Regions from separate parts of the Homo sapiens genome. Here region 1 is linked to region 2. A link is an interaction called in ENCODE POLR2A ChIA-PET data of the cell type or tissue named here. Cell type or tissue: Panc1. All regions are shown on one strand. Each heading gives the region's core, and the rest is flanking DNA. Links, peaks and the distances in the headings are about the cores only.

Region 1 (4,390 bases), core at 275-4,274, 110 kb before region 2:
TTATAAGAGCTTTTTATAGTATAAGAACTATAATTAAGTTTCCTCTGAACTGTTTTATTAAACTTAAGTTTTCAAGAAGAGAATGATAAAATTTCTTAAACTACTATGTTTTCAAGGGGAGGACAATTTATTTTTATTGTTCTAGCATAAGGAAAGAGAGAATGAGAGGGAAAGTGTTTTTTAACCTGTATCCTGATTAGAATTTTTTAATGTTCAAATTCCTGATTATAAACTGCAGTAAACAATCAGTCATTCATTAACAAGCAACTATTGAAAAGGCGATATTTAAAAGAGAAAAAATAAAACATGTGATTAAAACTCTACACACGTCTTCACTTCAAGGCAAACGCAGTGGCCATCTGGGTATTTAGAAGGTGCCAAATATCATTGGGATCTAGATTTAATTCATGTTATAAAGAAAGCACTATATTTAATTTGTTCACAAAAGACCTAGAACCTCGTAGAAATGATGGTGTTGAAGTGAACTTTTAACATTAAAATAAGGTCTTTATTTTACAATTTTTTAAATATGTGATCAATCACAAACATGAACAAACTTTCAATGCTCCAGTGTTCTACTCTGAATGAGAAAAGTTGGAAAGATCATTTTCAGCTTTCAAAAATTTTTGCTTTAATTTTCTCTATTTGGAAATCTTTAAAAATTAGTCAGTTTAAAAGTCCTGGCTGCTTTTAGTCAGAAGGGCCTAAGAAGAGACAAGACTTTTCCCAGGGTATCCAAAGACAGATCCAGAGAATTTAAAGCCTGGACATATTACCTGGACTGAAGGCATTCGTTGCTTGCTTTACTGGTGAGGACTGGGAAGACCTGACTTCCACAGTCCTCTTTCCAAGTGGCAGGAAACAGGACATGCACTATGCCAAGCAGCTTCCAGCACCCATGCAGCACCCTTCCAGCACCTATGCAGCAGTATCCATGCTCTGAAGTGAAGCCTGAACTCGCCACCTCGCCACTGAGGGCTCCCCAGCAGGGCAGGGATGGGACCCTTCCTGGTATCACATGCTCGCTCGCCTCCTGAGTCCTGCATGAACAACAGACTGGATCCCTGTTTTTAGTCTGAGGACACTCATGAGATTTTTCCAAAAATTTTCTTCAGGAGCAGACACTATTGTGAATACCACATAAACAAGCTCTCCCTTTTCCAATTCCTCTTTTGAAAATGGTAGAGAATCAGCATATCTGGCTCTAACTTAACTTGTAAAAAAAATAATAGATTTTTTAAAAAGTTTCAGTTTATCACACTCAACCACAGTTATCTTCCAATGCTACAATGTACACATAAAAAATTAGTTTTCAAAGACTGCCACTTGTGCTTGTTAGGAAAAACTTGTATCTATCCATCCTTTCTATGAAAAAACTCTATAATGCTAAACTTCCAGAGTGACTCTGTACTAGATAGCTTCACAAAACTACAATCTTTGTGCTTACAAAGCTACTTCTACTAGGTAACAACAGAAGCACCGTCATGAACCCTAGTTTCTGAATAGGTACATAGGATTGACACATGCCAGGCTTTAGTTAGACTCTCACGGTGTTTGTCCCTTTACGTCACGGCACATCATACCCTGCAGCTGCCTTTGTGTGCTTATTTGCTGCCAGATTCCTCTGCTAGTGTGTAAGTGCCATGAAGGCAGGATTCATGCCTACGCTGTTCTTGTGTAAGAACTGCTAATGCCAGGGCCGGGTGTGGGGGCTCACACCTGTAATCCCAGCACTTTGGGAGGCCGAGGTGGGCGGATCACCTGAGGTCAGGAGTTTGAGACCAGCCTGGCCAACATCGTGAAACCCCATCTCTACTAAAAATACAAAAATTAGCTAGGTGTGGTGGCGGGCGTCTGTAATCCCAGCTACTCGGGAGGCTGAGGCAGGAGAATGGCTTGAACCCGGGAGGTGGAGGTTGCAGTGAGCCGAGATTGGGCTACTGTACTCCAGCCTGGGCAACAGAGCGAGATTCGGTCTCAAAATAAACAAAAACAAACAAACAAACAAACTGCTAATGCCAGAAAGAGAGGAAGGAGAAGGAAAGGAAGAAAAAAATAAGGTAGAAGGGAGAGGAAAGTGACAGAAACAACAGAGAAGAAAAGGGAAGGGAGGAGGGAAAGAAAAGAGGCAGAAACAGCCACTACACTGGTTTTAGTAAATAGGAGTGACTTTGCAGTTTCATTAGATTTTTCATTCATACAGTTAAAGGTTCCTTGTAGCCATGATCTCATCAAATCTCACAATAACCCTGAGTGACCTTTTAACATTAAACTAAAATGTTTACTTATGGCAGAGATTAGGAATGACTAGTTTCTAGATCTTCCACATTTTATCTGTACATCACTCATGACAGCAGGTAGTTCTGAGACGGACCTCTAAAGTGATCTGTGTGTTCATACAGGTCTGTGTTTCTGTAAGTCAACAGTTTAAGAATTGTGAAAGGCCAGGCGCAGCAGCTCATGCCTGTAAGCCTAGCACTTTGGGAGGCCAAGGCGGATGGATCACTTGAGGCCAGGAGTTCGACCAGCCTGACCAACATGGCGAAAGCTTGTCTCTACAAAAAATACAAAAATTAGCCGGGTGCGGTGACCCACGCCTGTGATCCTGGCTACTCGGAAGGCTGAGGCATGAGAATCACTTGAACCTGGGAGGTGGAGACTGCAGTGAGCCGAGATCGTGCCACTGTACTCCAGCCTGGGTGACAGAGTAAGACCCTGTCTCAAAAAAAAAAAAAAAAAAAAATTGTGATAAATGCCCAGCATTTCCTTCATTTTTATTCACTCAACATGTCTTATAACCACAAAGCCCAGATTTGAACCTTGTATATACTCATGGAAAGGAGAACCAGTTCTCAAGCAACTCTTCTCATTTTTACCAACCACATAAACATGTAGCTTCCGGTAAAACAATACTTCTCATTTTACAAGTTCATTAATCAATAATGAGCAGGCTCAGTGGGGGCACAGGACAACCTGAGCCTGACAGCGAGGAAGGCGGATTTTGTCACGGAGGGAGGGTTCTCATGAAACTCTGGATCTCCCAGCTAGTTGGGGGGCACTAACAAGGGCTGCCCAGAGAGCACGCAAGGTCTCTCCAATCATGCCACAAACCCCGCAATGTCAGGACAAAGGCACCGGTGTTGACAGAGACCTTGGAGTTCATCAGAGAGGTGACATCACCTGCCTAGGTCTCTACTTCCCTGCTCTTTTCCCCAGCAAAACCAACCACACTTTGCATTCCCCATCATTATTAATCCTCCAAACAAGCAACCCGTCCACATAGGAACAAGGAACCTGAGGTGAAGTGAGCCGAACTGGCTTACCCAAGCTCACACAGCGCAGGGCCGTCAGCATTGGGAGGCAGCCCTGGGTCCTATAGGCCTCATGCACGGCCTGCCTTGCTGTCGAGAAAGTCCCAGCCACCGACACAGGCTGCAGGAAACGGCACCAAAGTCACTTGCAGCAGCGCAGAGAAAGTGTGAACAAAGAACCTTTTTTTTTTTTTTTTTTGGGAGATGGAGTCTCACTCTGTTTCCCAGGCTGGAGTACAGTGGGGCACGATCTCAGCTCACTGCAACCTCCATCTCCCAGGTTTAAGTGATTCTCCTGCCTCAGCCTCCCAAGTAGCTGGGATTACAGGCGCCCACCACCACCATACCCAGCAAATTTTTGTATTTTTAGTAGATGGGGTTTTGCCATGTTGGCCAGGCTGGTCTCGAACTCCTGACCTCAGGCGATCTGCCCGACTTGGCCTCCCAAAGTGCTGGGATTATAGGCATGAGCCACCGCGCCTGGCCTTTTATTTCTAAGGGAAATAAAAGTCCCAGCAGAGCATTCTAGTTTTGAAGCATCTCACCTAGGAACACTAACAGACAGCAAATTTAACCTGCTGAGTGCAGCCCTCATTTGGTCCATTTTTCTTGCCACAACTGCCTACTGCCCTTCTGTCAAGGCAGAGGCAGACATAAACCACTACCATCTGTGGCTGCCCTGGGAACTGTGAGAACTCATGGAAATAATGCGTCCCCTTGTGACTTCACATCGTGCACCTCCTGTGACAACCCTCCCCTCTGACAATTACACTCACACCCAGTTCCCACGTGAACACGCTGAGTCCAGCCTTGGAGATGCAGCTTTTGTCTTGCTGAAACCTTCCAGTTAAATTTCTCCATCAATTTTTCAAATAGTATTATTAGCTGAGGGACTAAAATCTGCCTGGCGTTCTTCTGATGACAAAGGTAACCCATCCCTCCCTGTGCTCCCCATCCTCACGTTGTTTCTAATTCAGATTTTCTTCTCCCTTCTCCTGAATACCTGCATCTTCTTCCTGACTGACATGGCTTTAGGAAACACAGCACATTCACAAACATCTGAAGCCAACTGCAAGGCA
Region 2 (4,390 bases), core at 224-4,223:
CGGGCAGATCACTTGAGGTCAGCAGTTTGAGACCAGCCTGGCCAACATGGTGCAACCCCATCTCTACTAAAATTACAAAAATTAGCCAGGCGTGGTGGCACACACTTGTAATCCCAGCTACTTGGGAGGCTGAGGCAGGAGAATGGCTTGAACCCGGGAGGCGGAGGTTGCAGTGGGCTGAGATCATGCCACTGCACTCCAGCCTGGGTGACAGAGAGACTCTATCTCAAAAAAAAAAAAAAACAACAATAAACCAAATGTATGAGGAGTGGAAGAAAGATTCAACATAGCTACTAACTACTTCCAATACTTCTTAAGTTTAGAATAAATTTTTATTCATTCTTAAGGCTCTAAACACAAACTCTATATTCAGCGTCAAAAAATATTAGGTATGGCTTCAAATATAACTGGGTACCAACAGATAAGACAAGTAACAAAACTTTTAACTTGGGACTATGCAGTGCTTGGTGACTTGCTTCCACAGAGCAGAGTATTGGAAAGGGGAAACAAATTTCCATGGTCAAGGTGAGCATCAGCAGTGGTAAGTCACGTTGATGGCGTTCTCTTTTCACACGGATGTGATAAGGATATCCCTTCACCTCTGTGATTGTCCTCCCAAAAACCCACATCCCAGTCTAATAATCAGAAAAACATGAAAAAAATCCAAACTAAGGCACATTCTGCAAAATACCTGCCCAGTATTCCTCAAAACTGACGAGGCTATCAAAAACAAACATCTCAGAAACGATCATAGACTGGAGGACTTTAAGGAGACATGGTGGCTAAATGTGCTGTGATATCCTGAGTGCAGAACGGAAAAAGGACATTCGGAAAAACGGGTGAGCTCTGAATAAAATGTGGATTTTAGTTAACAGTAAAGTACCAATGTTTCTTCCTTAATTGTGACAAATGTAACATAATAATGTAAGAGTCAGCAACAGGAATCACTGAGTGAGGGGCATATGGAAACTCTGTACTATCTTTGAACTTGTCTTCAAATGTATAATTATTCCAAAATAAAGAGTTTATTTAAATTTTTAAAAACTAGGCCAACAGCACTGAGGTGTGGTCCTTCAGGTGTGCACCTCAGCCTTGGCTGCAGCCACAGGGGCAAGCACAGGCGTGGGTCCTGGTCACCCCGCTTGCTGACCAACAGACACACTGGCCAATTTGGGAACCTGTCTCCGATGCCAGCAGACCACAGATGGCATGCATGCGACAAGAACAAACATCTCTGAAGTGCCTAACACCCCCATCTGAAGTGAAAAATAGGCAATTTTATGCAAGAAAAAAAAGACAAGGCCTAAACAGGTTGGCTGGGAGCCATCAGTGCTCTGTGAAAACACATGACAAACCAGCCTTCAGACTTCACTTGGCAAATACCACTGCCAGCATCCAGGCAGGTGTGAAACAGTTATACAGACTTCTCTTGCATACCCAGCAGGCTCTGTGTCCTGTTTCCTCGCCACAAAAAAAAGGTAAGTCAGAGAAGTGGGGATATAGAATTCCTTTAAATATCTGCGGGAGAAAGTAGCTCACACACAAAAAAGATTTCTTCAACCAAGCAGCAGTTAGTATCTATTTTCAGGAATCTGTCCAGCCAGGGAACACGTGGCACCATGAGAGTCCTGTTTCATAAGGGGGAGGCAGCAAGGCCTGTGCAGTGCTGTTCAATATAGAAAAACATTTTATCCTTACAGAATAAACACGTGGCAGGATTGCGTTTGCTGCAGTGGATTTCTTTAATTACATTGAATTTTAATCCAAAAAGAGATCTGGGGGATTTATCTGCTCTAACCAAAAAGTTCCAGAATTTATGAACTAGATGAATATGTAGCACTCATTAGGCCAGAAAATTAAAATATAAATGCCTTTAAGGTTTTTTTGTTTTTTGTTTTTTTGTTTTTTTAAGAAAATTAACACAGTGTAGGCCAGGCATGGTGGCTCAAGCCTGTAATCCCAAACACTTTGGGAGGCGGAGGCAGGTGGATCACTTGAGGTCAGAAGTTCAAGACCAGCCTGGCCAACATGGTAAAACCCCATCTCTACTAAAAATAAAAAATTAGCCAGGCGTGGTACTGGGTGCCTGTAATCCTAGCTACTGGGTAGGCAGGAGAATGGCTTGGACCCGGGAGGCAGAGGTTGTGGTGAGCCAAGATCAGGCTGCTGCACTCCAGTGTGGGTGACAGAGCAAGACTCCATCTCGAAGGAAAAGAAGGAAAAGAAGGAAGGAAGGAAGGAAGGAAGGAAGGAAGGAAGCAAGGAAGGAAGGAAGGAAAAGAAGAAGAAGAAGAAAAAGGAAAAGAAGGAAAAGAAAGAAAAGAAGGAAGGAAGGAAGGAAGGAAGGAAGGAAGGAAGGAAGGAAGGAAGGAAGGAAAATAAATTAATACAGTATCAGTCAAAATTATCATAGTTTTACAAGAAAGTTGACCAAATTATTTTCATTTATCCGAGAGAAAAGTGATGCAGAAGTAGCCCAGAAAAATTCCGAAAAAACAATAACAATAATGATGTTCAACCACATACAAACATTTATTATACAGCTCTGATAATTAAAACAGCATGGCAGTAGAACTAGAATAGACAGACGTGTCCACGGAAAATAAGAAAACATCTGAAAACAAAATAAATACTCAAATTCATTTATTCAAACATTTATTGAGTGCCTGCTATGTACGGGCACTGTGGATGGTTACTTGATGGCAAAACCAAAAAGTCAACGTCAGACCAAAGGATGAAGTATTCAATAACTGGCTATCTGTGTGGGGAAAAAGATATTTTTCTCACATTTTACACTCAAATACATCTCAAATACTTAATTATATACAACTCCTAGCACTACTAGAATAAAACAGGTGAATATTTACATATAATTTCATGATGGGAAATATGTGAGTTCGAAACAATCATTGTGAAATATGTTAATTTAAATGTTAACAGGGTGTAAACTACTGACTAGCTAAATAATGGATGGTCATGTAGTCATTAAATTGTTGATGAAGAAATATCTTTTTTTTTTTTTTTTTTTTTTTTTTTTTTTTTTTTTTTTTGAGACGGAGTCTCGCTCTGTCGCCCAGGCTGGAGTGCAGTGGCGGGATCTCGGCTCACTGCAAGTTCCGCCTCCCGGGTTCACGCCATTCTCCTGCCTCAGCCTCCCAAGTAGCTGGGACTACAGGCGCCCGCCACTACGCCCGGCTAATTTTTTTTTTTGTATTTTTAGTAGAGACGGGGTTTCACCGTTTTAGCCGGGATGGTCTCGATCTCCTGACCTCGTGATCCGCCCGCCTCGGCCTCCCAAAGTGCTGGGATTACAGGCGTGAGCCACCGCGCCCGGCCAAGAAATATCTTTATTAACATTTAAAAAGTTATAAAAATGATGTATACAGTAAAAAGACCTAAATATAGATATTAAAGAAGACATACACAGGAAATATCTATCCCATAAGAATATCATTACTCTTCAAACTAATCTATATAGTTAATGCATGACCTCAATCAAAGGAGGGTTTTTCATGGAGCAGAACTCTAAAATGTATATGGAAAAGCAAAACACAAAGAGTAGCGATGATTTTAAAGAAGAACAAGAAGAGGAGACAAACTACCAGACACTAAGACACAATAAAGAAATAAAGACCTATTTTAAAAGCATGATGGTGGCTCATGCCTGTAATCCCAGCATTTTGGGAGGCCAGTGCGGGCAGATCACTTGGGGTCAGGAGTTCGAGACCAGCCTGGTCAACATGGTGAAACCCCATCTCTACTAAAAATACAAAAAAATCAGCCAGACGTGGTGCACACTTCTGTAATCCAAGCTACTCAGGAGGCTGAGGCCTAAGAATCGCTTGAACCTGGGAGGTGGAGGTTGCAGTGAGATGAGATTGTGCCACTGCACTCCAGCCTATGTGACAGCGTGAGAATTCATCTCAGAAAAAAAAAAAAAAAAAAAAAAAAAAAAGCAAGAAAATGGGGCAAGAAAAAAGAAATACACCAGTGGAACTAAATAGCCGCCCCCCCCCCCGCCCCTACAAAAAGACATAGATCTACATAGACAGAAGTTTGTAGGACAGAATGGCACTGTGCATTGGTGGAGAAGGGTTGCAAAGGCAATTAAATGGTGCTAAGACAACAGGTCATCCATGAGAAAAACAAAATTAGGCAACTATACCTCATGCTATACACAAAACTATTTTAGAGGGACAGCAGGTGAAATTGTGAAAAGCAAAACTTTAAAACTTTTAATCGTAAACAGAGGATATTTTATATGACCTCAGCCTAAGGGAGAATTTCTAAAATAATATACCCAGAAACAATGCCCAAAGGAAGGATGACATTAAAAGAAAACTCTTATTCAACAAATGGCATTATTTAAAAAGTTAACAATCAAGCCCCG

What was found. Peaks named below come from ENCODE experiments on the same cell type or tissue, not always from the same donor. Only the 100,000 strongest peaks of a DNase experiment are listed, where the experiment ranks them.
Region 1: POLR2A ChIA-PET joins it to region 2 with 5 read pairs; 12 of 35 experiments call an interaction of 5 or more read pairs at or near these places.

Annotation. Positions count from the first base shown.
Region 1 is chr7:130,923,216-130,927,605 of GRCh38, forward strand. All of the region lies in intron 6 of LINC-PINT (long intergenic non-protein coding RNA, p53 induced transcript), which reads right to left. Among named protein-coding and RNA genes, the nearest start is that of LINC00513, 12 kb to the left of the region's middle. In Panc1, for the core only: no CTCF peak of the experiment used is centred there; no DNase peak of the experiment used is centred there; H3K4me3 peaks cover 889 bases; H3K27ac peaks cover 4,000 bases.
Region 2 is chr7:131,033,083-131,037,472 of GRCh38, forward strand. The region is part of intron 3 of LINC-PINT (long intergenic non-protein coding RNA, p53 induced transcript); the gene reads right to left. Among named protein-coding and RNA genes, the nearest start is that of LINC-PINT, 75 kb to the right of the region's middle. In Panc1, for the core only: no CTCF peak of the experiment used is centred there; no DNase peak of the experiment used is centred there.